Regions from separate parts of the Homo sapiens genome. Here regions 1, 3, 4 and 5 are each linked to region 2. Evidence: chromatin loops called from intact Hi-C (ENCODE). Cell type or tissue: endothelial cell of umbilical vein. All regions are shown on one strand. Each heading gives the region's core, and the rest is flanking DNA. Links, peaks and the distances in the headings are about the cores only. Region 1 overlaps DPF3 (double PHD fingers 3). Region 2 holds the start of MIR7843 (microRNA 7843). Region 3 overlaps DPF3 (double PHD fingers 3). Region 4 overlaps DPF3 (double PHD fingers 3). Region 5 overlaps DPF3 (double PHD fingers 3).

The links. Peaks named below come from ENCODE experiments on the same cell type or tissue, not always from the same donor. Only the 100,000 strongest peaks of a DNase experiment are listed, where the experiment ranks them.
Region 1: a loop joins it to region 2, with 6 times the contacts of the local background. A loop is called at or near these places in 4 of 110 quality-filtered maps.
Region 3: it touches region 2 in a loop (6-fold over the local background); 3 of 110 quality-filtered maps call a loop at or near these places.
Region 4: it touches region 2 in a loop (7-fold over the local background); 6 of 110 quality-filtered maps call a loop at or near these places.
Region 5: a loop joins it to region 2, with 3.0 times the contacts of the local background. A loop is called at or near these places in 2 of 110 quality-filtered maps.

What each region holds. Positions count from the first base shown.
Region 1 is chr14:72,640,112-72,646,443 of GRCh38, reverse strand. The region is part of intron 8 of DPF3 (double PHD fingers 3); the gene reads left to right. Among named protein-coding and RNA genes, the nearest start is that of MIR7843, 130 kb to the right of the region's middle. RefSeq lists an enhancer at 2,220-3,419. In endothelial cell of umbilical vein, for the core only: no CTCF peak of the experiment used is centred there; a DNase peak (open chromatin) is centred at 2,973; H3K27ac peaks cover 1,798 bases.
Region 2 is chr14:72,513,264-72,519,595 of GRCh38, reverse strand. RGS6 (regulator of G protein signaling 6) reads right to left here. Exons shown (of 18, transcript NM_001204424.2): 15 at 1,059-1,245. It overlaps MIR7843 (microRNA 7843), which reads right to left and starts at 2,776; the gene lies at 2,698-2,776. RefSeq lists enhancers at 1-107, 578-647, 4,325-4,825, 5,360-5,429. In endothelial cell of umbilical vein, for the core only: CTCF peaks have their summits at 2,541, 3,392 (motif pointing left) and 5,353 (motif pointing left); DNase peaks (open chromatin) are centred at 2,515 and 3,335.
Region 3 is chr14:72,614,061-72,620,392 of GRCh38, reverse strand. It overlaps DPF3 (double PHD fingers 3), which reads left to right. Exons shown (of 11, transcript NM_001280542.3): 10 at 409-490; 11 at 1,026-6,332. The coding sequence ends at 1,096. It also overlaps a transcript of RGS6 not described here. Among named protein-coding and RNA genes, the nearest start is that of MIR7843, 100 kb to the right of the region's middle. RefSeq lists an enhancer at 518-1,717. In endothelial cell of umbilical vein, for the core only: no CTCF peak of the experiment used is centred there; a DNase peak (open chromatin) is centred at 2,782; H3K27ac peaks cover 1,800 bases.
Region 4 is chr14:72,798,645-72,804,976 of GRCh38, reverse strand. The region is part of intron 1 of DPF3 (double PHD fingers 3); the gene reads left to right. Among named protein-coding and RNA genes, the nearest start is that of DPF3, 92 kb to the left of the region's middle. In endothelial cell of umbilical vein, for the core only: no CTCF peak of the experiment used is centred there; a DNase peak (open chromatin) is centred at 3,436; H3K27ac peaks cover 1,711 bases.
Region 5 is chr14:72,777,976-72,784,307 of GRCh38, reverse strand. All of the region lies in intron 1 of DPF3 (double PHD fingers 3), which reads left to right. Among named protein-coding and RNA genes, the nearest start is that of DPF3, 110 kb to the left of the region's middle. In endothelial cell of umbilical vein, for the core only: no CTCF peak of the experiment used is centred there; a DNase peak (open chromatin) is centred at 2,367; H3K27ac peaks cover 558 bases.

The sequences.
Region 1 (6,332 bases), core at 888-5,887, 130 kb before region 2:
CATCTTTCTGGATGCACTTCGTAAAGGCAGTGCACTGGCGATGCTGAGGGCACTCATGGGCTTGGAGTCAGGTGGACTCCACTTAGTGGCTGCAGAGCTGTAAGCAGATATCCCATCCTCCCAGGACTTTGGTTTCCTTATCTGCGTTAGAGGGTAGAGAAGGCATCACAGAAGTGAGGTCTTTTGGACTGGACTTGGAGGATGAATAGAAGTTCCCAGGACAGGCAAAAGGTGGAAGTAGTAGTTTATTATTCTTTTATTCATATCTGCATGGACACATTCACTCCTTTGATGAGAGTTTTTTTGGTGGAAAAGAGAGGAGGGAAGTCAGTGTGGAGAGAGTGAAGACTGAGTGGGTGTCCCAGAAAGGGAGTGAGTTTAGAGAAGTGCATCTCAAAATACCCTGTGCATGCGAATCACCTGGGGATCTTGTTAAAACTGCAGTCCCTAGGTCAGATCCGGGGTGAGCATTTCTAACCAGCCCCCAGGGGATGCTCATGCAAGTGGTCGATGGGCCCACTTTTGTGTAGCCGGAGTGTAGACAACCTGTTTGACAGGTTTGGCCATGAATGGGAGTTGAGAGATAGTGAGAGACCTTTGTGTGCAAAAGTGCAAGTCAAAAAGAAGAGTGGTTTTTTGGGGGGTGGGGGGTGTAGGAGCGTTGAGGGTGTGGGATGTGGCAAATACTTTTCTGTGGTATGGTGGGGTTGGGGTCCATGGTGGGAAAAGAAGAGAAATCTTAAAAAGGCAGCTGTGGCCAGACAGCAAAGAGGCTTGCAATGCTAAGAAGCTTACTTCATGCTGCAGGCAATGAAAGACAGAGGAATTACTTAAGGAGGAATGGGTTGATGCCTTCTAGCTGGTGGAGTAGAAAAAATATTAGCCATCATTAAAAAATCCCTTCTTACCAGCTTGGGCAGCATAGGGAGACCCCATCTCTATATAAAATTTAAAAATTAGCCAGGCATGGTGGCACATACCTGTAGTCCCAGCTACTGGGGGAGGCAGGTAGGGGGACGTGGATGCTGAGGAGGAAGGATTGCTTGAGCCAAGGAGGCGGCAGGTGCAGTGAACCAAGATTGCACCACTGCACTCTAGTCTAGCCTGGGTGACAGAGTGAAACCCTATCTCTGAAAAAAAAAAAAAAATCCCTTCTTAGCATCTCTGTTTGCTTTGAAGACAGAAGTATGTGACCGTAGCAATACTTGAGTCCAACCACAAAACATGGCCACCATTTGGTTTGGGTCTTAGCTGTTGTGATAGAGTTTCTGCCTCATGGAAAGGAAAACAGAAGTTATATATCTGACCAGTGACCTGCTTAAGATGTGAGTCCTTAATTCTCACATGAAACTTTTAACCTATTCAGCTTAATAGTGCCTAGCTCAGGGATGGCAAGTTGGTTTCTTCTTGTATGCAAACTCTAGACCAGTGACAGCCACTTGGAGTGCTGTGCTGAAAAGGATCATAAGGTCTTATCCATGCAGATTGGAAGACAATGTTGAATTGATTAGTAATGTCTGCCCTGGGTATGGGATAGAATGGTGGTATACGTGCCACATATTTAGCTATCCCTGAAAGGAGGTCAGATTTCTGGTGATGTATTCCTAATTCTCTCACACCTAATGCTCAGGTGAACCAGAGCCATTTTAGAGATGGTTGATGGTTTCATTTCTCTGATTATGGAATGGAGTTTGTCACTGCTTATCCAGAAGGGCCTCGTGAATCTTTGAACACTTGTGAGGCTCTTGTCTACCCTTACAAAGTACCAGGAAAGGCCCTCCTGCTGCACTACTTTAATATTGATGGGTGTTTTTGTATTGAATAGGCCAAATAGACTATATGTCTTAGGGCATCATTTCTATTAAACCTGAAGACAGATGCTGGTCACTGGAAATAGCCATTGATTTGCTTTCTCTTGTACTATTCCAACTCTCTAATTTCTCCAGAGGAAAAAAAGAAAGCCCATGTAAAAATCATCCCCTCTAGCTTTCTAAGTAAGCAGCGAGATCAATTCTCATTCAGGAATTTGTTGGATAAATATTTGTTTGATTGTCAGGAAAAGTGGATGAATCTTAGATGAAAATTTGGCCGATGGAAACAGATCTATCAGTTGGGTTTAGTGATCACAGATACAGGAGGAGTGCAGACCCGGTGCTGCCTGGATGTTGGGGCTTGGAAGCAAATGCATGCAGAGGTAATACGACGCCAGATGGTGCCGGGTTTTGTTGTACTCCCATGGAGCTCCAAGGATGTTTCTCCCGTATGCAGTGTTGGCTCAGTGCAATTGCTGTTTCTTCTTTTTGAGGGTGTTGAAGGACATCAGGTGTCTCCAGGGCTCAAGACACCTGGGTGAGAGACTTCAGGGAAAGCTGGTTGTCACCATCATCATCCTCATTTTCCATTCTCCTGCCACTGCAACTTGGAAAGTGAATTCATGACTTGGGGAAATCGGGAGGTGGAGAATGAAAGGGGGAAAAGGATTGAAAGGAGCCAGTGAGGCTTCGTTGGGGTCTCCAGTGGGGGTGGGGTTGTGGGTGTCTCGATTGTAGTATAGTCTTGTGATGACAAAAAGGGGATCCTTCCTGTGTGCTCTTTTGTTCCTTTCTTAGACAAGGTGAGTGGGGAACACTTCTGTCCTTTCTTGACTGACAGTGTAATGGAGGTGTGGTGTGAAATTGGCTTTGGATGCCAGCCGTCTTTTGTGCTCCTCTCAGAGGCTTCACAGGGAAAGCTGGTGATGGGCGGTCACTTGGGGGAGCCCTAGGGAGGACCTGGACACCCAGCTGCAAGTGGGAATAGCTGGCCTGGCAAGTCTGAGTGGGACTGTGAGGTGGCGGGGGGCATGACCCCTCCTCACTCCAGCCAGGGGCTGAGGAGCTTCTGTCAGGAGCCGAAGCCCAGTAACACCACCATAGGCTGCTGACCTACTTCCTGCAGCCTCCAGGCCCCTTTGTGTGGGCTGGACTGGCTCACTCCTGAGCAATTCTTCCCCAGGGTTTTCCAGGATTAGTCACTGCCAGATGGTGAGGACTCAGTCCTCTGCCTCATGTAAGCAAGTCTGGCTTCTTGAGGGATTTCGCTAGAGGCATGGAGCATTGAGGCTTAAAGGGGCCTGAGGGGACAGCTAGTTCACCCTTATGTGGTGCAAATGGAGGAAACTGAGGCATGGAGAGAGTCAGTGACATATTTCATCATGCCCTGGCAAACTTCTTATGCATGCAAGGAGAAAATGTTGCTATATTTAGCAGCTTAAACAAGGAGCTGAAATGCCATTGGGTTGCCACTTTTGGGTTGGCCATCCTAGGACATGGTGTAGTGAGAGACCAAAGGATTAGAATGTGAAGACATGGATGTTCCACTAGCCCTGGCTCCACTACTTACTTGCGGGCTGCCTGAGCCATTCTGAGCCTCAACTTCTTCATTTGTAAATCAGGAATGTTCCTATCTGTTCTGCCCACCTCACAGGATCCCCACGGGGAATCAAAACAAAATCAGTCAATAGAAAGGTGCTTCCTTGGAAAAGTTATAAGGATCATTAAAGTATCCAAACATGGCTTTCTTTAGGCCAGAATACTAGCTGCAGGTTCTTCCTCTGCTCATATCAGTTTGGCTTACTTCTAGGAAGCCTCTGACTTTCTAACACTGGGGTTGTGTTCTGGGGAACCTAAAGGGGAGGCTTGTTGGAGGTGAGAGAGGCTCAGGCAGGTGGAAGGAAGGCAGAGCAGGGTGAGAGTGAGACAGGGGCATGGAGGGCAAGGCCTGAGGGGAAGACGGCAGGCTCTTTGGTGCAGTGAGTCTCCTCGGGCCATGCCATGGAAACAAGTTGGACCCAGGAAACCGAAGGCAGATGCACTCACCTTGCTGTAAATGCTGAGGGGTCACACCCATTCATATTGCCACTGAAATTATCTTTGTTCCCACTATTAGCTCTTTTAAAGGAGATTCACTGAAAAAAAATAATAACAGCATGGAAGAGATAAATGATCTAAAATCCCAAACCCTGCTCCTCTCCTTCATTGTCCAGCCCAGTGCTGGGCCTCACTGTGGCTGGGAGCACAATGCAGACACTGCCTAAGCAGGAGTTCTGTCAAATGTCTGGTGTTCAGCCAGGCCCCTTACTGTTCCTCCTTTGCCATTGTATTAGTTAGCTATTGCTGTGTAACAAATTATCCCCCAACTTGGCAGCTTAAAACTGCAAACATTTATTATCTCATAGCTTCTGAGGGTTGGGAACCTGGGAATGGCTTGGGTGGGTGGTGTGTCACAGGGTGTCCCATGAGGCTGCAGTCCAGATGTTGGCCAAGGCTGCAGGCATCTCAAAGCTCCATCAGGGCTGAAGGAGTCACTTCCAAGCTCACTCTCATGTTGCCATTAGGCCTCAGGTCCTCATGAGCTGCTGCGTTGAGAGTCTCAGTTCTTTGCTGGCTGAACAGAGGCTTCCCTCAGCTCCTTGCCATGTGGGCCTTTCCATGAGGCAGCTCACAACACAATAGCTGGCTTCCTCCAGAGTGAGTGATCGGAGACAGACAGAGACATAGAGACAGAGTGCACAGTCAAGACAGAAACCACAGTGCCTTTTATAACTTAGTCTCCAAAACTGCATATTGTCACTCCTCTTTACTGTGTTTGTTAAAAGCAAGTCATTAAACCCAGTCTACATTCAAGAAGAGGGGAATAGCCTCCACTTCTTGAAAAGAGGAGGACCAAGGAATTTGTGGGCATTTTTGCAAAGCACTGCAGCCACCAACATTGCTGCCTGCCACCATTTCTGTCCTCACCTCACCATTCCGTTTGGCTCCCAGTGCTGCTCCTCCTACCTTTGGCCCCAACTTCCCTCCTGGAGAATTTTCATCACTGCCACTTGATCAGACTCTGGGGCTGTGGGAGAAGCCTCCATCAGGACCTGCCCCAGCCTTGTGGGCAAGGCTCAGTCACCTAGGACTGAAGATCTTCGATCCAAGGTCAGAAAGAAAGGCACGGCTTCCAGTGGGATTTGATTCATCGCCGGGGGAAGGACAGAAACTGAGGCTGGCAGGGCCTAGCTTTGGCCCCAGAATCTACATCAGAAAATGATTCCTGCTATGAGTGAATGGAGTTAGGTAAAGACAATGTTCCTGAGATCATTGTGCACGGTGCTTCCAAGCTTGAGAGTGCTGGACAAAGCCTGCGGCAGAAGAAGCATGTTGTGAGGCCATCTGTGTATGAGTTCTTCTCTCTGCGCTGCTGAAGCCATCAGTGATTTGGAGAGGCATGAGGGCCCATTGCTACTAGTGACTGTGTTAGTTCTCATCACCAATGGCTCACCCAGGGCAACACGTTCTCTTTGTTTCTTATCTTACTTCATCTGTCACTTGATGGTGGTGCCACCCTTCCTCTTCCTTGGATGTCATGAGGTGCCTCTCTCCAGATACTTCTCCCTTTCTGACCACATTGTCTCCAGCTTTCTCAGTGGACTCTCTTCTTGGTGCTCTTTAACGCTTTCAACTCCAATGGTTACTCTTCCCTCTACCCCTAACTAGGTCCTTTTTATTTTGTGCTCTGTGGTCTCTTCCTGAATGTCTCACCAACTTCCAAGGCTTCATCTACCACCCAAACCTGATGATTTCTAAATTTATATCTCTAGCCTGGTCTTGTCTCCTGAATGTAGACCCACATTTTCACACCAATTCCTGGGCATCTTCATCTGCACAATTAATGGAATGTGCCCAGTTTGAATCCATTGTTATACTCTGCAAGTCGCATCTCTGCTAACAGTTTTATCATCTACTCTGTGGCCCAACCTAGGAATCTTGATGCCATTTTTTACTTCTGCCTCTTCCTCACACACATATTCAAGCAGGTATCACGTCCTATTGACCAATTCTACCTCTCAAATGTTTCCTCCTTTCATCCCCACAATTATTAGATCTGCCCTGGACTAATGCCCCTCATTACAGTGTAAGCTCCAGAAGGGTAGGATTTTGTCTGTTTTCCATTGCTCAGCATCTATCACAGCACCTGGCACATTGCAAGTGCTCAATACAAACTCATTGAATAGATGGATTTAGTGACTGGTCCCCCTTCCCCAGCCATCTCCAACACATCTGCCTTCTGACCTATCACCAGACTCATCTCTCTAAAGCATGGGTACAAGCACATCAGTTTCTTGCTTAAAAACCTCCGAGGAGTCCCCACTGTTTACAGAATTAAATTCAGATCCTCATGCCTACATAAGAGGCTCTTCATAATCTTTCCTCATACCTTTCTAGCATCATCTCCTGCAATTCCTCTTTTCCCTGCTCTCCTTGAGCTACTCTGCTTTGCCTGAGTGGACCATGCACCTTATATTTCCT
Region 2 (6,332 bases), core at 394-5,393:
GTTATGGTGTTGAGGTTGGTAGGTGTTTCCATCTTGAAGTTCTGAGCAAATGACAAGGTAATTCTGGATGATAAGGGACACTGTTCTCATGCCATTATTTGCATTGGTGCAGCTACACTGAGTTTCCTAAATCAGATAATAATGTCTGCAAGGGGCAAACCACCCAAATTCTCTACTGGGGGCCCCAGAGGTGAGAGAAGTAAGTGGGGTCAAGGAGATAAGCAAAATCTTAAGCCCTGTCACTGGGTGTGGGATGGTGACAGGAAATAGAAATTAGGGGCCAGGAAGTAAGAAACCAACCCAATGCTTATTTTTAGAAATGGCACCTCCCAGCCGTCAAAATTTAGTCTGCTGGTTAGGGTGGTTCCTGTTTCTTTAGCCAGCATCACTAGCATCTGTGAGCATCTTAATTGTGTCCTACAGGGTTGGGAGTCCCTCCTGCAGGCTTGCTTTAACCTAGGGTTCACCCATTTGGGGCACTTTTCACACTGTTGAAGTTGCCCATTTACTTGTCTGTCTCCCACTCAACCTCGGTGAGAACAGGGGTTTTGCCTGTTCTTTGTGGTATCTTATCACATAGCGCAGAGCCTGGAATATAGATGTGCTTAAAAAATATTCACTGCAGAGCTGGAGATCACTGCGGAAGCAGTGTAGAGAGGTGGTTATCAGTGTGGGCTTCAGAGGTAGACAGATGTGGGTTTGACTCATGGCCCTGCTAACTCACTACACCCACTTCCCCAATGCTGTGTTCTGGTTTCCAGATTCTATCACTGACTTATTACAAGCCTTCAGATTTTGTAAAACACTTTGAGGCTTTCCTGGAACAAATAAAGCATATAACTGCACATTTTGGTTTCTATGTAATACATAACCCATCTAGGAAAACGATCCTGGGATTTTGCTGTGCGCCTATCTGAAATGGTTTCCACTGATGAACTTAAAAATAACCAAATCTGAAATTTTAACTACCCACAATGCCTTGAACTTGTGTTAATAGGTCAGGCAATGAAGGGGACAAATGAACACCTTATGACAACCACTTGAGTAGATAAGCAAACCTGGGCGTCTTCAAATGTATATCTCCCTCCATCTTTGACATTTTGACTGGTTATCTCATAGCTGTGAGAATCCAGGTTGATTGCACTTGGAGCCCCTGGAGCCAGAAACTCTTGCCAGATTTCTTCTACCCTCTTGGCCACATCCTGTAGGGGTTGTTTCTTAAGATCTTGGACAGCCAGCCAGAACCTGAAGTGGGAGCAGAAACACAGTCAGTTCCAGGGGGCTCAGCATCGGGATGTTGCCTGAGATGGCCCCAGAGCTGATGTCCCATGAAACCCATTCTGCTGCATCTCTCAGCCTGCCCTGATGCCACTACATGAGCTGCAAAGACCATGGAGATTGTGAAAACATCAAAGGTGTTCCTATGGTGCAGAACAGAAAAGAATTGCATATTAAAAGATCAATGTGCTTCTCGTTATCAGAACGGGATTTCTCTCCTTCTACATGAAGGTTTCTCAACCTCAGCACTATTGCCACTTCAGGCTGGATAATTCTTTGTTGTTGAGGCTATTCTGTGAAATGTAGGATGTTTAGCAGCAACCTTGGCCTCTACCCACTAGATGCCAATAGCAACCCCCCTTCCCAAGTTATGACAACTAAAAATGTTTCCAAACATTGCCCAATGTCCCCTGGGAGATGAACTCATTCCTGGTTGAGAACCCCAGTGCTACATACATGCCACCATGCAGACAGTGTGAGACCCTTTGTCAAATCTAGTTGGGATCAAGTGATGGCATCAAAATGGAGGAGAGATCCCAGAAGCAGGCAGTGTCCTGGAATCATAAAGACTATCTGTGTAAGAATGAACCAGCCATTCCTATTATAGATGGAGAAACTGAGCCAATTCACATCAGTGCTCAGCACGGTGCTTGGCAAATAGTAGGTGCTCAATATATGGGTTTCAGAGTGAAGACGGACGCATCTGGAGCAATGCTGAAGAGGCATATGTTGAAAACTTCTCTGCAGAATGGTTCTCCTTCTGCTGAGAGCAAGAGAGAAAAATCTGCTCACTTCCGTATTTGCCTCTGTTTAATCCCTCAGCATCCGCATGGGAGCAGTGAGCTCTTTTCTGCTGAGAGCAGCAGCAGCCAGAGCCAAAGCTTGGACAACAGCTACCGGGTCTTAAGGATGGTTCCCAAGGCAGCCTTGCAGCAGGATCCAGGTCTGGGTGTCATATCCTTTGCCCTGTGCATGGACAGGCCAGCTCCCCCATCAGTGAGTAAGAGAGTAGGTCCTGTGCTGGTTCCGAGAGCAGCGGGAATCACAGGTAGTCTAGTCAACAGAAAGGGAGGGACAAGCGAAGCTGAAACATGACGTGGTGGAAAGTGCAGACAGTGCATTCAATCTGTCATCAAATTTCATCCAAAGTAAGATGTACTTGTTTCTTTTTTTTTTTTTTTTAGGGTTAAACATGTTTTTCTGTTGCTGTTCAGAGAAATGTCTTTGGAGCCAAGTGCATGGCCCAAAGGTGCCACTCAGTGGCAGACTGGAGTAATGCAACCCAATTTCTGCAAGGCAAGACGACTGTGTGTGTGTGTGTGTGTCCCCAAATGCTGGGCTCCAACTCTTCCCCTGATTTGCCATTTTTTGCCATTTAGGATTCTGATGATCTCCTTAAAGGAACCTCTCAGCGACCCTGCAGAGCCAAGCGTAAGGCAGAGAAGGCTTCATGACTTCCATCAGATCAGGAAGCTGGCTCTGCCCTCATCCTGTCTACGCCATATCTTGCCTTGGTGTACCTTTCTGGGTGCCTCTCTCTTCATCTGTAAAATGGGCACTGAGTGGATGGAGGGATATGTGGCATGGCTCTGGAAAACTTCCTATGCAGACTTAACTCAGAAATGCTTTCAGGTCCTGTGAGGGGGAGCTGAGGAGGGGTCAGTGTGGTGGCCACAGGCTCAATGCTGGCCCAGTGTGATCCCTCGGATTCCAGCCTTCTCTCCGCAGGTGGCCTGGGCAGATGCTGCCGCCCAGCTCTTGCTGCTGCCATCTGGTGTCCCCTGCCCTTCCACAGCTCTCTGACAGCCACAAGTCCTGGGTGCTCAGGTCCTTCTGGCTTCTGGGTGAGAGGAAAGCAGTCGTGTTTCTTTATCCAGAGTCCAGAGAGGGTGGGGAAGGAAGGGCTTGAAAGGAGCTGTTCCCCTACCTCATTGTTCAGGTGGGCCCTTGACTCTTGAGCTGGGGCATGGGTCTCCTCCATCTCCCAGGCCTGCCCTAGGTTCTGTAGGGCTCTCTGTCCACTCTCTCAGGTCTGCTGTGAAAAGAAGGAAGTGGCCGGGAGGCTTGCCAAGTGAAAATGGCCATCTGCTGGTGAGAGTACCTACAAGGCTTTCTCTGCCTGGAAGGCCATGTCTGACCAGTAGGTGAAAGATGCGGGGAACCTGGCTCTATAGGAAGAAGCCAGTGTTGGCTTTTCCAAGGCCCAGAAGGGGTCAAATGTCCAGAGACGAAGTCAGTGAGGCTTCCTCAGCCCCATGCTAGGCAGACAGGAGAACCAGGTTCACAGAGGGAGGCCGTCTGGGCTGAATCCCTGGCTGGAAGCAACCTTCTGGGTCAGCGTCTTCCCACGCCCCCTGGGCCCCTGCAACTTCTCACACAAATGGATGACACCTGGGTGATTTCCTGCCCCCTCAATCAATGCCACATGGGAGGTCACTTTCTGTCACCTCTGTCAGCACTGAGGAGGAGCTGCTGAGCCCCTGTGGGAAGGCCCTGAGGACCCTGGGAGCTCTGCAGGCTCCCTGCGGTTCCTGAGGGCTCAGGGTCCTTTTTGCAGGATGATTTGGGTGCCACATGAAAATGTACATCACTCAGCTGGATATAGAGATGACCGGAGCTGATGGAAATACAAATTTCATAATCAATTTTTTTGAGACAGGGTCATGATCTGTCACCCAAACTGGAGTGCAGTGGCTACATCTCGGCTCACTGCAACCTCCGCCTCTCAGGTTCAAGCTATTCTCCTGCCTCAGCCTCCTGAGTAGCTGGAATTACAGGGGCATGTCACCATGCTCAGCTAATTTTTGCATTTTTAGCAGAGATGGGGTTTCACCATGTTGGCCAGGCTGGTCTTGAACTCCTGGCCTCAAGTGATCCGCCCGCCTTGGCCTCCCAAAGTGCTGGGATGACAGGCGTGAGCCATTGCACCAGGCCGCGGAATCAAATTTAATAAACTTTTATGTAAAAATAAAAAGGTTTTCTTTGTCACATAAAACCAAGAATTTTTTTAAGTACAAGTGAAAACAACAGGCATGCTGGAGGAAGAGGAAGGGGAGGGGAGAGAAAGGGAGGGAAGGAGGGGGAAAGGGCAAGAAGGGAGAGGGGGAAGGTATGGGGTAACATTCCCTAGACAGCAGTTTTCTCTCCCTGCACACACTGGGGACTCTCCCTGGCCTTCTGTCTGCCTTGGAGTTGACCTGCCTTGTCTCTCTCAGGCAACAGCAAAACTGCTGTCACAGCAGCATCCTGACATCCCGTATGTGTTTACCATCACTGGTTTTGAGGAACCTTTGTGTCAATTTGAAATTCAGAACAGGCTTTGGTTAGTGTTGGCCATCTTCGAGCCCCACAGGCCTGAGCTGGGAACTCAGAGCCCAGGCCACATTCCCCGCTGCAGAGAGCCACAGCAGCTCCTCTCTGCACATCTGCTGCCCATGGGAAGCCCCTTGAAGCTTTGGAAGCTTCTGCTCTTATAAAAAACCTGCAGGTACCGCTCCTCCCCAAGGGCAGCGGCAGGGAGTGAAATGCCAGCAGCTGCATCAAATCCATCCATCCTGCACTGAGCCTCCATGGCTTGCAGCAGAAGGGCCGTTGTGACTGGCAGGCCACAAGGACTAATATCTGGGAGACCACCTGTCCTGACCTGCCCCTGGTCTCTGCCAATTGTCATAGCTGCAGTAGGGAGGCAGCCCCTGTGCGGGCATTTGATCCGTGTTCATGACTTAGAAATGCTGGCGGGGAAACTAGCTTTTGGAGCGAGGCAGCCTGGGCTCAGATACCACTGGGGCGAAGCAGTGGAGAACAGGGCTGGAGGACCATCCAGGGGCTGCCCCAGTGGGAGCCTCCTTTCTCCCTAGAGGCTTTCAAGGAAGAGGATTTTCTCAAGGCTGGCTGGGTAAGACAAACCATTTGGCCCTTGATCATTCTCCATCCTACCAGGAGGTCTGGGCAGGCCCTCAGTCACCAGTTTACATATCTTTTCATAAACTAGAATTTTCATGGGTTAGAAAATACAGCTTTTGGTTCGCTCCCAGAGAAAAAGCAAACTCCAGGAGAGAAGAAAGTGTTTCTATGCCCTCTGCTGGTCAACCAGAGACGTAGGCAGCAGAGCTTAAACTTGGTTTAGTTCCCGGTGGGGCTAAAATTCCGGGGTGCCTACGTTAGTAACCACCCCCAGCACCACTGAAGCTGAGTTCTGTTCACTGGGCAGTGACTGAAACACTGCAGATGGTTGTGGTGTCGTGGGAGTCACCTCTGTTCCTATTAATCATGGGTTTGGTAAGTGGTGGATCCTGCTGGGCCTAGTGAACCTTCTGAGGTCTTCCTTGGACTCAGGGCAACTGCCAGAGACAAGAGCTCTCGAGATGAACCTGGTGCCCCACTGTGTTCTCTTTTAATTGCTTCTCCCTTCAGCCGACACTGTGTGGAACTCGGATCATCAATCTGCAGGTTAGAAGAACAACTACCTTCTCTCAGGAGATGTTACAGCTCACAAAAAATGTACGGGGGACACTCTTTGCTGTGGGTTTTGATTTTTAACTCATTCTCTGCTGTGCAGCAGAGGGTGTCAAGCCAGGGAGGACAAAGATTTGTGTAGGGGAGATGTGGGAGAGGGAGCAAAGATGGGAAGGAGTGACTGTCATTATTCTGGGAAAATGCACAAAGCAGGAAGAAGGATGAGGCCAAGAAACTGAGCGGAGCTCCCTGCATCAGAGCTGTGAGGCCCCTGCCTTGTGGACAGAAGCCATGAGCATTCCCAAGGCACTCAACAAACAGCTGTCTGTGGGTCCACTCGGTGCAAAGGGAGCCTGCACCCAGCTCAGGTGGGTCAGAAAAGGAGAAAAAGAGGTAGACCCTGCCACAGAGAGCTCACAGCTTCAGCAAAATGCGCTGCTGGTCATACCCCACCCAGTCCACAGAGATGATGCCCCCACCCTCATCTCACAGACCCACCCAGAAGACACTGATCAAAGGGGATGTCAACTTCTATTACATCATCATAGAAATTGTTCCTTAAAGGATCCAGGGTGACACTTTGGGGCTCCTCCATTCCG
Region 3 (6,332 bases), core at 333-5,332, 100 kb before region 2:
TCCAGAAGAATTCAATTAAGATCTTCAAATATATAAAGTCATGGAGAATAGAGACATTTTCTGCCCTTTGGAAGCAGAGCTATTGGCTTTGGAAGTTCAGAAGAATAAGGGATCCCTTTAAATTTGGATGTGAGGTGTTAGTCACAGAAGGCGTCTTGGAGGAGGTACGAGTTGAGCAGAACCCTAAAATGGGGGTAGGATTTATATAGGCTGGGAGGTAGAGGGGGAAACTCCAGTTGTGGGAAAAGCACAGGCGTGTTCAGGGGACAGTGAGGACTCCAAGTGGGGCCTGGAAAGGGGATCCAGTGAGACCGACGTGGAAATAAGGCTGATGGGTAAGCGGGGGCCAGACATTGGCCCCGAATAATGGAATCTCTCCTCCTCTGTGCTTACTCTGTGTTCCACCAGGACCAGCTACTCTTCTGCGATGACTGTGACCGAGGCTATCACATGTACTGTTTAAATCCCCCGGTGGCTGAGCCCCCAGAAGGTAATGATGATGAAGTCAACAATAAGAACAGCAACAGATACTACTACTACTAGCACTTACTGAGCTCTCACTATGGTACAGGCCTTATGCTAATGGGTTTACATGTTCATGTCTTGTCTCATTTAATCATCACAACCCCACAAGGTAGGTACGACGACTGCCATTTTACAGATGAGGAAACTGAGGCACAGTCCAAGCAGCTGAAATTTCAACTTGAGGGCCAAGGAAGTTTTTCCCAGACATGCAGTGGAGATGACCGGGAGGTGTGAGCTTCCAGGAGAACTGGCGCAGGCCCGGCGACACTAGTTTGGAGGCATGACGCTAGTAGTGAGGGTCTTGATAAGAGTTGAGCCCATCTCCTCTGAGCACCTGCTTTCTGCTGAGCCACAGACTCTGGCACGTTTTCAGGCCTGGGACTTGGTTTCTGCATTGCCAAAGTTCAAAGGAAACAGGATTTACAAGAAGTTAGGGCCAGTGGGGTGGGGCTCCAGAGTTAGCAGAGGGGCTGCTACTAAAGCCGTCTCATTTCTTGCAGGAAGCTGGAGCTGCCACTTATGCTGGGAACTGCTCAAAGAGAAAGCCTCAGCCTTTGGCTGCCAGGCCTAGGGCCCCAGGTCACAGAATGTGACTCGCTGCTGGAGATCCTAAAGCAGAGCCCAGTTCAAACCAGAACGCGCCCTCCTCCCACATATCCAGCCAGACCAACTGCAAGGAAAAGAAATAGTCCCAGAGGGGCAGGGACACATGGAACGAAGAGGGTGAGGCATCTCCTGACCTCCCCCGATATGTACGGAACTTCAGCCAGCACCTCCTTGTCTCTACCGGAAGGAAGTTGCACTTTGGGAGAACACCTCCGGCCCCAGCCCTGTGGAACCCCTCTCACTTTTACCCTAGCACCGAGGCCCTCTCATTGGTTCCCATTTTAAGGGAAGCCATTTCCTGACCACTCATCCATTACTTGTGTGTAGTGTGGTGTTTTTTTATCTATTGTGTTCCAAGAAATCTTGGCACAGCCCCCGTGCCCCCAGCTTAGGGTCTGCATCCTGAAATTCTCACCTGAGGAACAAAGGGCTGTGGAGAAGTTGTCGTTTATGGCAAGCCTCACTGGAAACTTCTAGACTTGGGGTCTTGAAACCCTTTCTTGTTCCTTGGTGTCTGTGGAGACAAAGAGTTGCCTTCTAGAACCCCAGCAGTGGCATCCACAGCCAGCCTGGTCTTGAGCCACTGCTTAAAGTTACTAGATGGGGGCGGGGAGGGAGGGAGACGCGCAGAGACATGGGAGGAAACATTGTGGAAATGGTGCCAAGGCCCCGCCATAGCCAGTCAGTACTTGTTATCCATCGGGAGAGACTTTGCAAGAGGCCAGGCTGGTTCCTTGACCTTCAGAGCTGGGGCATCCTTTAGGTGAGACCAGTCATGGCCTATGGACAGAGGAAGACGGTCAAGCCTCTGCCTCTCAGCCCACCTGGTTCTGGAGACCTGGTTCAGCTTCTCCTGGTGGGACTGAAGAACCAGGAAGGGGAGCGAAGGCTGCCCAATCATGTGTCCGAATGCTGGATACAGGGGGCTGCAGCTTTGAGAAACCTTCAGTATTGATGCGACGCTCTGAATTCCTTTTTCCAAGTAATTTCTTCCTTCCACGTAGTGTTTGTTCGCTATTGTCTACTGAGACCTGACTGGGAATTTTAGGATGGGGGAGAGAAGATTGTTATCTAAACAAATAATTAGGGTGACATGGTCATTATTCACGACCAGGGTGGCCACATTTTAGAACTCTCAGTGCGGGGGCTGCTCTTGTCTCCTAAGCTCCCCAAACATGCAGGACTCTTGTTTTCAAAAAAAAATGTGTCTAGAAGAAAGAGGTGGGGAGGCTGAGCTTCCGAGAACTCTGTGTGTTGGAAGATAGCCCCGAGGGCTGGAGCGGATTGGGCTGACTTTGAATCGCAGCAGCAGCACAATAACTGACATATTTCTGGAAAAATCATTTGCCCAAAGGGCAGGTCTCGGTGAGCGGAACCCTCGCGCATGCTTGGCTTCTCTGAAATCAGCTCCATCTCTGTGGTCTGGCTGCTCACAACAAAGGCCCAGGTTATTTTTAGTTCTTCAGCTCCTGAGGACGCTCCCGGAGACTCGGGCTAGTTGGGCCACCTCTGCCCGGCCGCAGTATTTGTGCTGTCCCTCGGCAGGAGTGCTCCTCTCTAGGCTAATTGCTCTTGGCCAGTGGACCCAGGGCAGCCTGGCATGAAACCAAGCAGTGTGGGTCTCCCCCACGCTTCAGCAGAGTGACCTGTGGCAAGCGATGGGGGTCACTCTCCTGCAGGGGCCTGTGGCCTCAGAGGGAATCACACACATACATAATGGTCTCATTTAAAGGGCCCCCGACCGGATGGAATTTTCATCTTCCTCATAAGTAATTTCCTTCCGCCTGCTGGTCGGTGAGCTTGTCTGAATCCTGAAGGCCCAGGGAGGGATAGGGAGGGTGACATTCCATCAGAGGGGCACATTTTTTCTCCTGACTACTCCAGCTCTCTCTCTTCCCACAAAACCCAAAGCAGGCTGTCTCCAAAGGCTAATAATTGGTTTTGAGCGTCATTTTAATTTAAATTTAGAAAAAAAAGTTCCCCAAATGTTCCCAAGTGCCACAATAGCTTAAAAGTTTAAAAAGCAAGTCCGAAACCCCAAACTGTGGCTCTACAACTTCACACGTCCTCTTCAGAGTATGTGCAAATTTGTTTTCCACAGAAGTGCAGGTGATAGGGCAGCCCTGTTCGATCTCAGCCCCATGTCTGCTCTGCCTACACAAGCTGAGCCTCAGCTGGGTCTCCCAGGCCAAGGCAGGGCACTGGAACTTGCCTGCACTGGTGAGGGTCAGGGCTCTGGAGTGACGTTAGGATGGCCCCGGAGTTCCCCTCTCAGCTTCATTACTCCCTGAAGAATGGGCCCAACCCATTCTTCATCTTTGGAGGCCTCAGTTTCCCCATCTGGAAAGCGGGGATAGCAAGCCAGCTTGTGGGCTGGCACTGTCAGGGTACTACAAGCAGACAAAAGTCTCCGTGGTCACATTTATCACCTCTGTGTTCAAAAGAGGACGGGGTTGGTAAACTTTAAATTGGTCTCTTTTTTTTGAACCCCAGAGAATGAGATAGAATCATAGGATGCATGTGAAGGATCAGAGTTTTTGTGTTGCCTCTGCCATGGAGTAGCTGTGTGACACTGGGCAAGTCACCTAACCTCCCTGAACCTCAATTGCCCACCTGGAAAGTGGAGATAGTAACACTTGCCCTGCCTATTCCAGAGTGACACTGGGACTCTTAAGCATCATGTTACATAAACAAGCACTGCAGAGCCATGCTTGTCTGGGAAGAACTCCGGATGTTTTCCATGTCCGCCTTCTTGTGTGCATTAGCCAATGTTAGACGTCTTCTTCAAATCTCCCTTGTGACCAAAGGGAGTTTATATTGCCAGGGCTGGGCTGCGACCAAGGAAATCATGACTTGCATGGGCTGTGGGGTGGAGGTGAGGGATGTACATGGGGTTGGGGACTTTAAAATGAAGGTACTCAGGATACTCCTTCTATAAGATTAATGCAGTTGAGAATGGAAAGGTGACTTTTAGAGAGGGCTATGATTTGTTTCAGTTCATGGGTAACGCTCACTTTCCGACCAACACTGCCACTTTCTAGCTGACTGACCTTGGGCCAATGACTTCAACTCTCTGAGCCTCATTTCACATGTCTGTAAGGTGGGGAAACATGGCCTATCCAGCATGGTCTTTGCAGGTATTCAAGGTGACATTGGTAAAGATCCTGGCCCGGGTCTGGCATGATGATGGTCCCCACTCCATGGTAGCTATTGTCATTTTCTGCAGAGGCCACCAAATGGAGATAATGATGTGGTTGTCTTCCGGCTCAAATGCTGGGAACAGCCAGGAGAACTTTGCTGGGCTTCACCCCTCTGTACTGTGGCTCCAGCAAACCAGAGAGGTGAGGCTGCCAGACCCAACCGGAAGTGGAAATCCTGTTTCCTGTAGGCATTTTTGAAACCCTGCTTTTTGGATCTGTAGCAAATCCAGTGCAGGCAACATTATGTGGAAATAGAAACAGGGCTCCTGCTAGGAGATTGACATTCTGGCTTTCCTTTGGAACCCCTCACTGACTCATCGCCCCTGAAGCAGGAGCCAGCAGGTCCCAAGGCTCCCCTGCTCCTGTCCCTGCCCCAGGGCGAGGTAGGAAGCCGGAAGCCTGGGCAGGCTGAGCCCAGCCGACTGGAACCAGGGAAGAGCCTGTGGGTGGGTGGAAGGGAGGGAAGGAGGCCAGATTCCTCCAGAACTGGGGAAGAGAACAGGTTTTGAAGTTGGGGGAGGGTTTGGGTTTCACAGTGATGGTTTCATGATACCCTGGAGGGTTGCACACTCCTGGTGCATTTTTGTATTCGTGCTTTGAATACAGCCCGCTTCCTTTCAACCCTCCGCTTAAAAAGTTTTGATGTTTTAAGGAAGAAAAATGAGATGATTGTTATTACTTTTCCTTTCGGGGCAAGTGGAGGAGACCTGTGCTCTTTTATGCCGCTGAAGAAAGGTTGCTGGCAACCTCAGGCCTCAGGACTCAAAGAAGAGGGGCTTATAGTCTCCTCTTTGGGTCTGTGTGTGAGGAGGTAGGGGGTGTTGCGCCGCCCGTGGCCCAGGGCGGGCCCTGAGGACCACATCCCTGCCCCCCAGGCTGGTTTTTAGCCTGTCGTGGAAGTGCTGGGACAGAAGCAGCCCCTTCTTCTCTCACTCCCCGGCTGCCCCTCCTAGCCCCTCTTCAGGGGGTCCCCATGTCTCAGCCCGAGGGAGAAGTTGGCTCTGGCCAGAGCCACGCTCACACTCCCACAGGATGCCGCAAGTCCCAGGCCTGGCTCCTGGTAGCAGTGGTGACTTGGTGTCCCTTTTAGCAGGCTTCCATTCCTGGGGAGGGAGAAAGACAGGGGTGCCTGGGGAAGGGAGGGTGGGAGGGCATTTGGGAGGGGTGAGGATCTCTGGTGGAAAAAGGCAGAGAGCTGGATGTCCTCAGGGAGAAATCCTCGAGCTAAGGAGCTGGAGGGCAGCAGGTGGGAGTGAACAGTGATTGTAACTCTTTTTTTTTTTTCTGAGGCTTGTGATCCTGGGCAACAGATTATTATTATTATTATTTTGTAAAAAGGCCAAACCTCTGCCCAGTTCTGAACACTGATTCAGCTCCCTCTTTCTTGAGGCCGCCCGTTGGTTGTGTGGGGTTTCAGGGATGCTTCTGAGGGCAAAGTAAGCCCCTCACCCAGCTGGGGAGAGAAGGCAGTGAGGGAGGGCTGGATCATGCCTGCAGCCTTGGGGAGTGAAGCATTTCCAGGCACTGCTACCAGAGGGGTCAGGCCCCCAGGCCCCTGTCCCCCAAGCCCAGGACACCAGTAGCTGGGAAGGGAAGAGGGGGACTGGCCATCCTGCTCCTCTCCCCTCTGCAAAGTGGACAGAGCTCCTCCTCTTCCTGCTGTGTGTTGCCCGTTTTGAAATCTTACTCCCATCCCCAAAGTATGCTTTTGGATACCAGGTGAAGGGGAAGGATGGTGATGGTGGGGAACAGCTGTTTTAATTTGCCTCAGGCCTATGAATCTCCCTACCTGAACCCCAGCTTGCCATAGAGTCTAACTGGTCCGTGGTCAGAAGGTGGGCTCCATAGCTGTCTGGGGGTTGGGGCTCCCTCCCCCATTTCTGAGCATTCCCAGGGTTTGGGAGTCTGCTTATGATTCTCTGCCAGAGGCCACGGCCACCAGCCCTGAGTGTGGAAACAATGGGACAGATGGGTTGGTTCAAGGCCTTTGGGCAGCTGGTG
Region 4 (6,332 bases), core at 433-5,432, 290 kb before region 2:
TTTTCCTTCTGTTGCTAGCTTGATGCCTAGCATGTGGCAGATAGGGAACACATACCTCTTGAATAAATCAAGGAAACAGCTAGTTAGTGGCTGTGATATAAGAATTCAGATATTCTGATTTCTTGTCTCTGTCTTCCATGACACCTCCCAGGACTCAGCCTATTTTATACCAACGTCCCTGGAAAGTAGTTTCACAGGAGTAGTGAGAAGGAATCTCTATTAATGAAATGATTTCACTCAGTTGAATCAGATTCAACTACCTTTGAGGGCTCTATGTGTCATACCCTAGCAGTGGCACTTTCTCGTGCTCACGACCTCCTCTACTTTCTGCCTCCTTATTGGGAAAAAAAACAAAAACACAAACAAACCCAACCTCTCAGCCCCTTCCCCCAATACTCTATCAATTCCATGAAAGAAGGCCTTGTGCTTAAATAATCATGTGAAAAGGAAAAAATCCCACCCTCATATGAATGTGAAAGGGCACTGGCTTAGGCAGCTTTCAGTCTTTATCTGCGTTAGAGATTTTGTGGATTGTTGTTGTTTTTGTTGTTGTTTGCTCCTGGTGGGGTGGTATCCAGTATTCCAGTGTTCACATAATGCCTTGACTTCGCCATCGCTTCTCCTAGGATAATTATAGGTTGGCATAATGTACCTATTGTTCTATTCCACAAAGAAGCACTGTCACAGGATGATGGGATGGGGCTGGCAGGAGGCACGCAGTGTGGATCTGGAAGGGGGGAATCTTTGTCTGCGTGTGTGTGTGTGTGTGTGTGTGTGTGTGTGTGTGTGTGTGTGTCCTGGAAAGCAGTGCTGGATCTTGAGTTATTTTTCCTATTCTGTTCTTTGGATTCCTACCCACTCATCCCTTATTTCCCCAGTCATTTGGTCCTCATTGTCCTCTCCAAGTTCTTGTTTCTTGGCGTCTCTGCACCCTTCCCTTCTGGGGTTATCACCATGACTGGGCATGGTGGCTTCAACCATAGATGCTGAGCTAGGGTGTTGGAGGTAGCGTTTAAAATTCTTTCAGTGAAGTTATTTGCCTGTGTATGACAGGCTCAAGGGCTCACCACATTGCCAATGACCTCACAGGCCATCCAGGCCTAGCCCTTTCACTGCACATGTTTGTGTTTCTTATTTGAGTTGTTCAGAGCCTTTTGCGTTACAAAGCTCTTGACACTTTCTGGGACATATTGGAGAATGTAGGCATTCATTCATGTGTTCACGCATTCATTCAGTCTTCCTACGATCATCGGATGCTCACTCTGAGGCTAGTCCTGGACTAGATGGACTAGTCCATAGAGATGAGGAAAACAAAAGACAGCATTCATACCCTTGTGGAGCTTCCACTCCAGTTGCCCACCTAGGCAGGTCAAAGATCTTCAAGTACTGTTTTGTCCATGTGACCTCTATGGGATCCAGGCTGGGTGACACGTTGGGCTTGTGTCTTGTATCTAAAAATCAGAACTAGGTTTTCATGGCCCATTGCCAGCCATCACCAGGCAACAACCTCTTTTTTTGTAGTGAGATTTCCCTTGGAGTGTTTTGTGGTAATATCTGTTTCTTGTTTCTCCCTCTCCCCAGACTCTTCTGCACTGGGGCTGATAGTCACGCTTAGACATGTTTTTGACTCCAGCCATAAGCAGCTTTTTTGACTAAGAACCATTGGCGTCTGAATGGGATGACTACCTCCATGCCTATTGGCCTTGGAAGCCACGGTCTTCACACTTCACCCTGAGAGAGAGGCAGTGGCAGGTTTCATTTGAAGCCAGGGGACAGAAAGGCCACTGGATGAGATTCTATGGACACAAACTTAGGAAGAGAGGAGGACTTTTCTATCCTTGGAAGGGGCCTGCTTCAGTTGTGCTGCCTAGGAAGGCACATGTTATACTAAAATATTATTTGTTCTCCATCTGACACTTGCATTTAACTGGGAGTCCTGTATTTTATCTGTCAATGTGACAAGGGGCGGGTAGGTGGAGAGGTGGGCACAGGTGGAGAGGTAGGCAGTGGGGCAGGGGCCCTGGACCTCCATGGGGGTGATGATGGCAGGATGTGGTCATTGAAGTGCTGAGGTTCTGAAGGGTGGCGTGATAGCTGCCCATGTCCAGGCTATCACATCGAGACAGGCTAGAAGGGAGATCAAAGATCTCTGCCATTCATGGTCTTTGGAGAATTCACCGTGAGGAATAGCACTCACATGAGCTAAGGGAAAAGAACAGTCTTTAGCCTTGCTTCCCATCCACTTTGTATCTGAAAATATACAAATGTATTCCCTTTGTGTATATTTAAAAAAGAATCCAAATTCTTTTCTCCTGGTAAGTTAAAACAAACATTTCCAGGGCTGGAAATCCATGTACTCAGGAACTATCAAAAATGTGTCAGTTCTGGGCTGTTGGGGGCATGTGCCTTGAGGTATGTGCTCACAGGAGGGGCTGGGGGCTCAGAAGCTTTGCTCCCACTCCCAGGAGCTAATTTTGAGCTTTGATATCTATGTGACTCTCAAGAGCATGCATGTGGGACCTGGCAGGCCCTTGGAGATTAGCCAGTCTGAGAGACAGGGACTCACAGCACTTAGGAGCTGTGTGAAGGGTTCTCTCTTGACAGATGAGCAAACTGGAGCCCAAAACACTTAGCGATGGGCTTCAGGGCCCCCGAGGCAACAGAACAGGGTGAGAACATGGGTCTCCTGACTCCAGGTTGTGTACAGTTCGCCATGACTCTGCACTCGCTGGTCCTGTGGCCTCTCTCAAATATAAGCATGTTGAGGGCAGAAACCAGGAGTCCCATTTGTCTCGTAGTGTTCAGGTGGTGGGGGTAGGGGGAGCTGTGATGGCCCTGCACACCCAGCTGTCCCTGTGTGAGCATTTGCTTGCTCTTGTCACTCACATGGTGCCACTTGTTGGTGCCACTCTCTTTGCTACTCAGCAGGAATTTGTTTTCCATGGCTTATCCCATGCCTTTGTTTTCTTGGCTCTGAGTCACCCCAAAGGTGGATGCCTGGCAGGGGTGGTATCAATCCCCAAGGATAAGTCCCTAAGAATCTAGTTCTTCCTACCTCTTGGCAGCTAGCCTTCTTTGATGTCCTTGGGGTGTTTTATGTGAAACTCTATTTTCTCCTACTGTCCTACACCTTCAGTCCCTGGCTGTAAGAGACATGAGATGAAAGGTCCTCCCGTGTTGTGTCTTGTGCCTTGTGTTCAGGACAGCATATCCAAGTGTGTATGGGCCTTGTCCAGGCACCATTTAGTATGGGGCTATTTTCCTGATCTGTCGCCACTGGACACCCATATCCTGAGCAAAGTGAGAGCTGAACCCACCTGGCTACAGTGTCACTCCTTGGCAGTCCCTGGAAGAATTCTTCCACTCAGAACTTTGTGATGACTTCACAAAGACAACAAAAGGAGGAAAGTGATTCATAGGGGCATGAACGATATGCAGTTTTCTAAGCAATTGCCTGAACTGTGAGCATATAAACCATGGTGAAGAGTGCACAGTGTGGTTCTGTATGACTCACCAGTTACCTCCTTGAGGTCATGATGATGCCTTCAGCCAGGTGGCTGAGGGACAGGCCTTGTCCTGGCTCGGACTCTGGTCTCTATTGCTGCTATGTTTTTATTTTTTTCTCAGTTCTTTGAGCCACTTAGTGTCCCTCACCAGCCATCCTGGGGTCCTCACATCCTTGTTTCAAGACCAGAGCCTCACGGATACATTTGTGGATATTGGCCTGCAATTCTTCCATGTCCAGACACCAAAACCCAGTGCCTGCATCCTCTGTAGCTTCTTCTGTTTCTGTGGCTGCCTGCCCAGATCCAAGTAGATGCTGGGGATTGAGCGAGACTGCCTTTTAGGGCCAGCTTTTCACAGCTACCTGTGAATGCCAGGACTGGCTTCTCTTTGTACTGCACTATTGGTAAGGTGGTGTTAACCACTGTGGCTTGAGAGGGAGGAGCACAACTACAGGGTGAGTGCTACCCAGAGAGTCATCTCCCGTTATTCCAGACACCCAAAACCATACAGAAGTAAGCCTATAGTTATCTCCTTTCCTATATTGTCAGATGGCCCCCTGACTGCAGTGGGCTGCCGTTTTAATTCTTTAGTTGTATCATGCCTATTTGTGTGTAGGTTCAACTTGCAACTACATAACTGCTTGCTTGTCTGCCTATCCATCTATGCATCCATCCCTGCATCCACCCATGCATCCACTCATGCATCCACCCATGCACCCATCCATGCATCCACCCATGCATCTATCCATCCATCCATTCCTCCATGCATCCGTCCATTCATGCATCCATCCATGCATCCGTTCATCCATGCATCCATCCATGCATCCATCTGTGCATCCATGCATCCATCTGTGCATGCATGCATTCATTCATGCACACATCCATCCATCCATGCATGCATGCATCCATGCATCCATACATCCATCTGTGCATCCATCCATCCATGCAACCATCCATCCATCCATGCATCCATCCATCCATCCAAGCATCCATGCATCCATGTGTCCATCCATCCATCCATGCATCCATGCATCCATCCATGTGTCCGTCCATCCATCCATCCATCCATCCATCCATCCATCCATCCATCCATTTATCTATTTATCCATCTAATAAGGGATGGTAAACTTATGTATTTAAAGGGACCAGGCAGGTAAAGTAAATGAGGAAATGGGCTTGACAAAGACAATAAGGAGTGGTGGGGGCCGTGGTGAGCTGCCATCTGTAGCATTCCCTGGCTAGAATTTCCTTTCAGGTTTGATGTGTGGCATCTGACAGCCACAGTGAACCATCCTTATTTCAAAAGCATTTGAGTTCAAGCAGCCTAGAGGTATTTGGATGGGGCCCCTGGGTTCTTCCTCAGCCTTATTAGAGTCTGTTGGTAACATCAAATGGTGGGATGTGCATCAGGCAGGGCTTTTTAAGGTTGCAAATGGCAAGAAACTCAACTCATAGTGCTTAAGCACACAGAGGAATGTGTGGGCTCATGTAACTAACAGCTCGTGAGTGTATCTTCTTCACTCGTGACTCGGTCTAGGGGCTCAGCAAGGTCCTCTTGACTCCCTCCATCTCTCCTTCATCTCTAAACTCCACTTTTCTTTACATTGGCATCCTTTGTAAACAGGCCTGCTTGATGGGTGGCTCCCAGCTGCTTCAGGTATATATTGTTATCTGCCTTTCCATACTAAGAGAAAGAAAGTGCCTCTTTCCCCCAGAAGTTCCAGGATTGACTCTAATTTGCCTGCCTCAGACCACATTTTCACCCTTGAACTGATCACTCTTGAACGGATCACTAAGGGATGTGGGTCTCTTTCTCATATATATATATATACATATATGATCTTGCTCTGTTGCCCAGGTTGGAGTGCTGTGGTGCAATCGTGGCTCACTGGGCTCAAGCGATCCTCTTACCTCAGCCTCTAGAGTAGCTGGGACTACAGGTGTGCATCACCATGCCTGGCCAATTTTTGTAGAGACAAGGTCTCACTATGTTACCCAGGCTGGTCTTGAACTCCTGGCCTCAAATAATCCTCCTTCCTCAGCCTCCCAAAGTGCTAGGATTATAGGTGTGAGTCACCATGGCTGGCTAGAACATGGCCGGTTTTCTTATTGGCCAGGCCTAGTCACAAGCCTGTCTCTGAAGTTGGAGGGTAGAGTGGGGTTGATTTTACACAACTGATAGTGAGGGAGAGGTAGAAAATGGAGGTATTGTTACTAGAAGGAGGTAGAATGGTATCTGGGCAGGCAGACAACCTATGTCCACCATAGGGAGGATGGGTTGATGGAAGGATGGAGGTATTACAATTGCACTGTCAAGGAAGACCCAGAGCCCTGAGCACGGCCAGTGTTGCCCATCCATTCAGCCCCACCTGCCCAGTGGTTTGAGTTGCTGTCCCTGATGTCTTCTGTCCAGCCCCATCATTCATGGGATGGGGAGAATGCACTGCCTCAGGACACAGGCTACCTTCTGCTGCCTCCTGCACACTCCTGAGATGCTTGGGTATGAGGACACCTGATGTTTACTCCAGAACTGTGACTTCCAAAGGTTTCGGGAGCTTTAGGAGAGGGCAGTAAGCCCTGATATGCCTGGAGCACCTTGTGAACTTCCAACCTGGTTCTGCCATTGTGGAAGGAGTTGCCAAGATGAAGGATTTCCATTTAGCAGTGCCAGACCTGGGCTCGGAGCTCAGCTACACTGATCTCAAGACTTGGCCCAAGGCAGGAACTGAGGTTGTGGAAGAGCCATACTTGGAGTGTGGAGCTTCTGACTTCCCATACTGGGCAGAAGTCTCTGGAAAGGGAAAGGGATCTGGCTGCATCCTTAGC
Region 5 (6,332 bases), core at 341-5,340, 260 kb before region 2:
TTCCTCCACCACCAGGCAACTTAAGTTTGGGGACATAACCAGCCTCTTGGTCAGTCTGGCTTTGTTCTATTTACAAGTATGTGCCTCCAAAAATGGCAGGTCTGAGACAGTTTTCCTAGGAGGCTGCCAAGAGAGATTGGGGTGACTCTCAACTTTGCGGCGGGTGAAATGAGACTCAGTGCTTCTTTGTTTGGCTGGATGTCCCTTAGAAGGGCTGCCTGGAGATCATTTGGTGTGCAGGACATTTGCTTCTGCAGGCTGATTTTAACCAACTCTGACAGGAGGGCAGAGGCCCCCAAGCGAGGTCAGGACCACAAATCCCATGCCAGCAGGTGCGTGATGGGGAGACTGCGCCCTCCGGATGACCTTCAGTTCCCATTGATTTCCTGTCAAGCAGCCCCACCCCCATCCTGCCGCTGCCCCTGGCACCACCCGTGGGCCCAGGGCTCTGCAGGAGGACACGGATCAGCTCTGCAGGAAAGACCATGCAGAAGAGGTTAGTCCAGAGAGAGGCCCTTTGAGGGACATGGGATGGGTATGTTGGAGACCATCTTCTGGCACTGCTAGTTTCCGGTGCCAATATCAGGCCTGGAATGTGCCTTTTGGGCATAGAAAGCAATGTCTGATGTCTTGAATGGCATCGTTTATCTACCTCACCCCAGTCTCTCTCCAGGTTTGGGGTATGTGGGTGGCCATGATCAAGATTTGAGTGTGGACTGTGGACTGTGCCACTGACCTGCTGTCATTTATGTTGTGTTGGGCAGAAAGGGCCAGGAATCAGGTGGTGGCAGCTGTGTGATTCTTATTCCCTGTGCTGGGGGTCTCCTGCCAGCACTGACTTCCAGCCTTCTACAAGGCCAGGATTCGGTATCATTCAAGCTGTCAGTTGCAGGTGGGCCTAGAGCTTTCATTTTTTTGTTGAGTGATATGTGTCGAGCATTTCCTATGTGCCAAGTCTTGCGTTGGGGGCTGGGAATCTGATGAGACAAGGACGCTGCTCTCGTGGCACTTGCAATTTAGTTGTGTATAGATGATCAGTAGGCAAAGAGAAAAACTTTGATAGTGGTGTTATGAAAAAAATAAAGTATATGAGATAGCAAAGGGTAGGGCAGGGTTGGGGTGGGGTGGGCTACTTCCAGATAGGGTGAACCTAAGAAGACATCTCAGAGGAGCAGTCAGCTACAAGAAGATCTGGGAGAAGCATGTCATGCCAGGTAGAGGAGATGGCATATGCAAAGGTCCTGAGGTGAGATACCCTTAGTATAGAAGAGGAACAGAAAGGAGTGCAGTGAGGATGGAGCCCAGCGGGGAAGGAGGCAGGGGACAGGATGAAGCAGGAAAGGTGAGCCCAGCCAGCCTGGGGACCTGTAGCCATGGGAAGGAGTTTGGATTTTGCTCTGAGTGCAGTGAGAAGACATTGGAGGTGTTAGTAGGAGAGAATGCCATGGCCTGATTTCCACTTTTTTTTTTTCTTTGAGATGGAGTCTCGCTCTGTCGCCCAGGCTGGAGTGCAGTGGTGCAATCTCGGCTCACTGCAACCTCTGTCTTCCAGGTTCAAGTGATTCTCCCGCCTCAGCCTCCCATGTAGCTGGGACTGCAGGTGTCCGCCATTACACCTGGCTAATTTTTGTATTTTTAGTAGAGACGGGATTTCACTGTGTTGGCCAGGCTGATCTCGAACTCCTGACCTCGTGACCCACCCACCTCAGCCTCCCAAAGTGCTGGGATTACAGGCGTGGGCCACCGTGCCCAGCCCTGATTTCTGTTTTTAAAAGATCACTGGGGCTGGTTATAGTGGATCACACCTGTAATCCCAGGTCTTTGGGAGACTGAGACGGGCTGACTGCTTGAGCCCCGGAGTTCCAGACCAGGCTGGGCAACATGGCAAAACCCTGCCTCTATAAAAAAATACAAAAATTAGCCAAGTGTGGTGGCGTGTGTCTGTAGTCCCAGCTACTCTGGAGGCTGAGGTGGGAGGATTGCTTGAATCTGGGAGGTGGAGGCTACACTCCTCCACTGCACCACTGCAATCCAGCCTGGGCAACAGAGCAAAACCTTGTTTCAAAAAAAAAAAAAAAAATCACTTGGGCTGCTGTATAGAGAATTGACTATAGAACAACATGTTCTTTGTGGCCGTGTTAAATACCAGACCGATATTCCCTTTACTGGGGAGGGCAGCACCCTTTGCATTCCAGTGGCAAAGATGAGGGCTGGGGATCTGTTTGTCTAAGAATTTTCTCTAATCAATAGTCTGCTTCTATAGGCGATCACACTCAGGAGGCAACATCCGAGTGCCCAGCTCATAGTGAGAGTTTCAGGAAGGACTCAGTCTGTGGACCAGGAAACTAAAAATATTTTCTCAATCAATGAAATTTCTGTGACGGATGCATGTTTTCTTTCTAGGTATGATTCACCCTAGATAAAGCAGGCTTCTCCACCACCTCACTTTTGTTGCATTCTACACATTCTTTAGCCTCCAGAGGAGAGATTTATTTGGTCACGTCTGGATGCCATTTGAAAGGCAAACCTTGGGTACAAGAAAAGCTACGGTCCTCTTCCTCCCCGGAGCGTCCCCTTCCCACCTCCCCCGCCACCCCACCATTATTTACTGGAAGGAATCACACTGCTTTTATCCTGCCACCAGTCTCTTGTCCTTGGCAGCTCCTTGACTTCAACCTCGAGATGTGTATGTCATCAGAACACCCAGTGGCGGCTCAGAAATCATGGCCAGGTTCAATATAAATTCTGTCTTGCTTAGGCAGCTTTGCATAATAAGTCCCTGAAAAGTCTTCACCAGGGTAGATGCTGGAAAAGGGATTTATTGGGTCTACTGGGCCTGAACATCAGACTGAGCCACATCGAAGTCATGATGGATGTTTTAGGGTTCAAGCTGTTTGTCGGACATAACTTTCCCAAGGGATACCTTTGTCCCCAATGTGCCCTTCCTGAGATGTTTTGAAGGTCAGAGCCACCCACAGAATGACTAAGGATGTCAGATCTTCATACATTTGCCTTGACCAGGGCTTTTGGCAATTTTGTTAGGGATGAGGACTTTTGTGGGATTAGTCTGCTGCAGGTTAGTGCTGCCAGGGTAATCCATGCCAGCTGCCTGAAAGAAGTTTTCCCACAGAAACAAAACCAGCTGAATGAAACAAAGTCTGCTAACTGGGCCGTCCAGCTCTGCCATTCAAACATGGTGGCTGAGGAGCAACACAAGTCCCCTCTCATTCATGCCCTTGTTTTAGAGGTTGGGGAGCTATCTTTAGATCAGCTAGTCTCAAATTTCTCAGGATCACTGGGGAGCTGATGTCTGGATCACATCCCAAGCCTCTAGAATCAGAATTGCACAGCTTCCCACCCCTTAGCGATTCTTTCACAATCCTGAGTTTGAGAGCATTCTTTTGGAGCATGTGGTGATGGCATTCTCACTAAGCACAAGAAGGGCATTTCTACCCATGCAGAGAAGGAGCTGGTTTTCCTGGCATAGGTCTGATGTCAGCAGCATTGAGAATCAGTGAGCTTCTTGTAAAGTTCAGAGAAGGAGAATGTCAGTTCTGTGGCACCTTGCAGGGTAGCATGAATTTGCACATGGAGAAATGAAAATCTCAGGAGCTGAAGTGACCTTTTTTTAAGGATATGGGAAAAAACTCAATAGGATTTGAACTTGGAGGATATCTATTTTCAGATGCCTAATCCTGGGCTCTGGAGAAGTAGCCAGATAACTTCAGGCTCACCTCATGTTCCCATGGAGAAAGTTAGAACGTTCCAAGCACCTCTCAACTGTGAAGCTTTCATTAGTTTGCTGAGGATGACATGATAGTTCAGTCAAGCAATGTATCTATCACATGCTTCTACATTCCCAGTACTGTGCATGGTTGGGTAGCATGCAAGCACATAGCTCTCAGTTCCTGTCTTTAAGATACTTCCAATCTAATTAAGTGAGCAGAGATAAGGAAGGTGGCAAAGACCATCAAAAATAAAGTAAGACAGATAAGGTAGCTCAGAGAAGCCAGAGAGCAAACCCTACTGGTAGAGATAACCTGTGAACCTTCCTGGAAGAAGCAAGTTTTCAGCCAGCTCTTGACTAGGCTAAGATCAGCCAGGACAAGGACAGAATACAAAAATTCCAGGTGGGAGGAAGGATATAAGTAAAGTGTTTTGTTGAGATTCAGGGGTAGGGCTGTCTGTTTCATATATGCAGGGGGGTCAGAGGAGGATTCATTCATTCACTCATTCACTCATCATTTACCCAATGTGGCAGGCATGACCCAGCATGTACTAGGCTTTGGGAGAGAGCAGTAAACAAGCCAGATGTGGTCTCTGTGCTTAGGGCAGTCCTTGGGTGGATTGCTGGGGTCACCATGCATCAGCTGCCCTGCTCTCCTGGATGCCTGAGGCTCAGCCTTGGTGACCCAGAGGCCTTCTGTCCTGGGACAGAGGTTTGAGTGGGTCCCCGACAGCCTCAAGGACACCGCAATAGTGAGTGTTGCATCACATGGTGGGTATCAGCCTGCTCAGGCAGAGGGTCATGCCACAAAGTGGCAGCAAGTACTGCACTTTGGGGAAGGAGAAAGGAATGGCTATTGATTGCAGACTTTTATGTCTGTGTGCCAGAGGTTCTAGCTTATTAAATTTTCTCAGGTCTGAAGTAGAGATTATATTACCCATATTGTGAGTAGTAGAATTTAGGCCCAGGGAGGGTAAGTAACTTGCTGAGGGTTGTGTAGCTATTAAGAGGTGGAGCTGGACTCAGACATGACCAATTCCAAGTCTTGATTTTCCACTTTACCCCAATACATAGTTTTTCCGGGTGCATCCCCAGCCCAGCAGAGGAACCTGGGCACCATTGGGAGCCATCTTGGGTTCTACACTGAGGAGTTTGAAAGACTAAACACTGAGTTTCAGGGAGAATTCCTTTTGTCAGGATGGGTAAGAGTAGGGCTATAGCGCTTGCAGTTAGGCCACCCAGTGCTGCAATGTCCCAGGTGCTGGGTGATGAGGACTACAGGAGAGTGAATGCAGACATTCTCTCAATGTTTTTCTGAAGCTGCAAGTGGACAGCCATCCAGTTTAAATTGCCAGTCACAGACTCTGCAGACTGTGCACAAGCATGCCACATTAGCCTTCCTGCTGTAATTTAAATGCCTGCCCTAGGTGAGTGGAATGTGAGTTGTCAAATGCTTTTCAATGGAGACTTACTGGGCACCTGTTATGTGCCAGGCTCTGTGCTGAACACTGCGGGTAAATCAGCAAGAAGGCCAGGCAGGTATGCAGGAGTGCTGGGCTCCACCACTCCAGGGGGTGGCCTTCATATTGACGCTGATGTGAATGGTACTTGCTGGAGTTGTTCAGCCTGAGTGTCTGTGTGCAGTGGCTCTGCAGATGTGGCCTCTGCCCTCATGGAGTTTATAGTCTAGTAGAGAAGACAAATACTAAACATTGAATTGAGTTGAAATTGATATTATAGTGTTATTATTGTTGTCTTTGTTAGAAGAAGAAAAAATGTGGAAGGAAAGGGGATTGGAATCTCTCTCACCTGTCCTCCTTAGCCCTTTTTTGGGAAACATCCAGAAACACTTCCTCAGTCATGTCCAGCTGCTGTATTAAAATGGCATAGACTGGGTAGCTTAAACCGGAAGTCCCCAACCTTTCTGGCACCAGGGACTGGTTTCATGGAAGATCATTTTTCCACCGACTGGGGTCGGGGAGGGGATGGTTTTGGGATGATTCAAGTGCATTACATTTATTGTGCACCTTATTTCTGTTATTATTACATTGTAATATGTAATGAAATAATTTTACAACTCACTATAATGTAGAATCAGTGGGAGCTCTGAGCTTGTTTTCCTGCAACTAGACAGTCTCATCTGGGGTTGATGGGAGACAGTGACAGATCATCAAGCATTAGATTCTCATAAGGAGTGGGCAACCTAGATCCCTCATATGTGCAGTTCACAGTAGGGTTTGCGCTTCTATGAGACTCTAGTGCTGCCATTGATCTGACAGGAGGCAGAGCTCAGGCAGCAATGCTCACTTGTACCCCACAGCTCACCTCCTGCTGTGCCACCCAGTTCCTAACAGGCATGGACTGGTACTGCTCTGTGGCCCAGGGGTTTGGGACCCCTGGCTTAAATAATTGTCTGTCACAGTTCTGGAGGCTGGGAAGTTCAAGATGAGGGTGCTAGCAGGGTCAGATTCCAGGTAAGAGTCCTCCTTATAGCTCACATACAGCTGCCTTTTTGTGTCCTCTCATGGCAGAGATTGAGAGAGTGAGAGAGCTTGCTCATGTCTCTGCCTTATATGGGCCCTAATCCCATCATGAGGGCTCCATC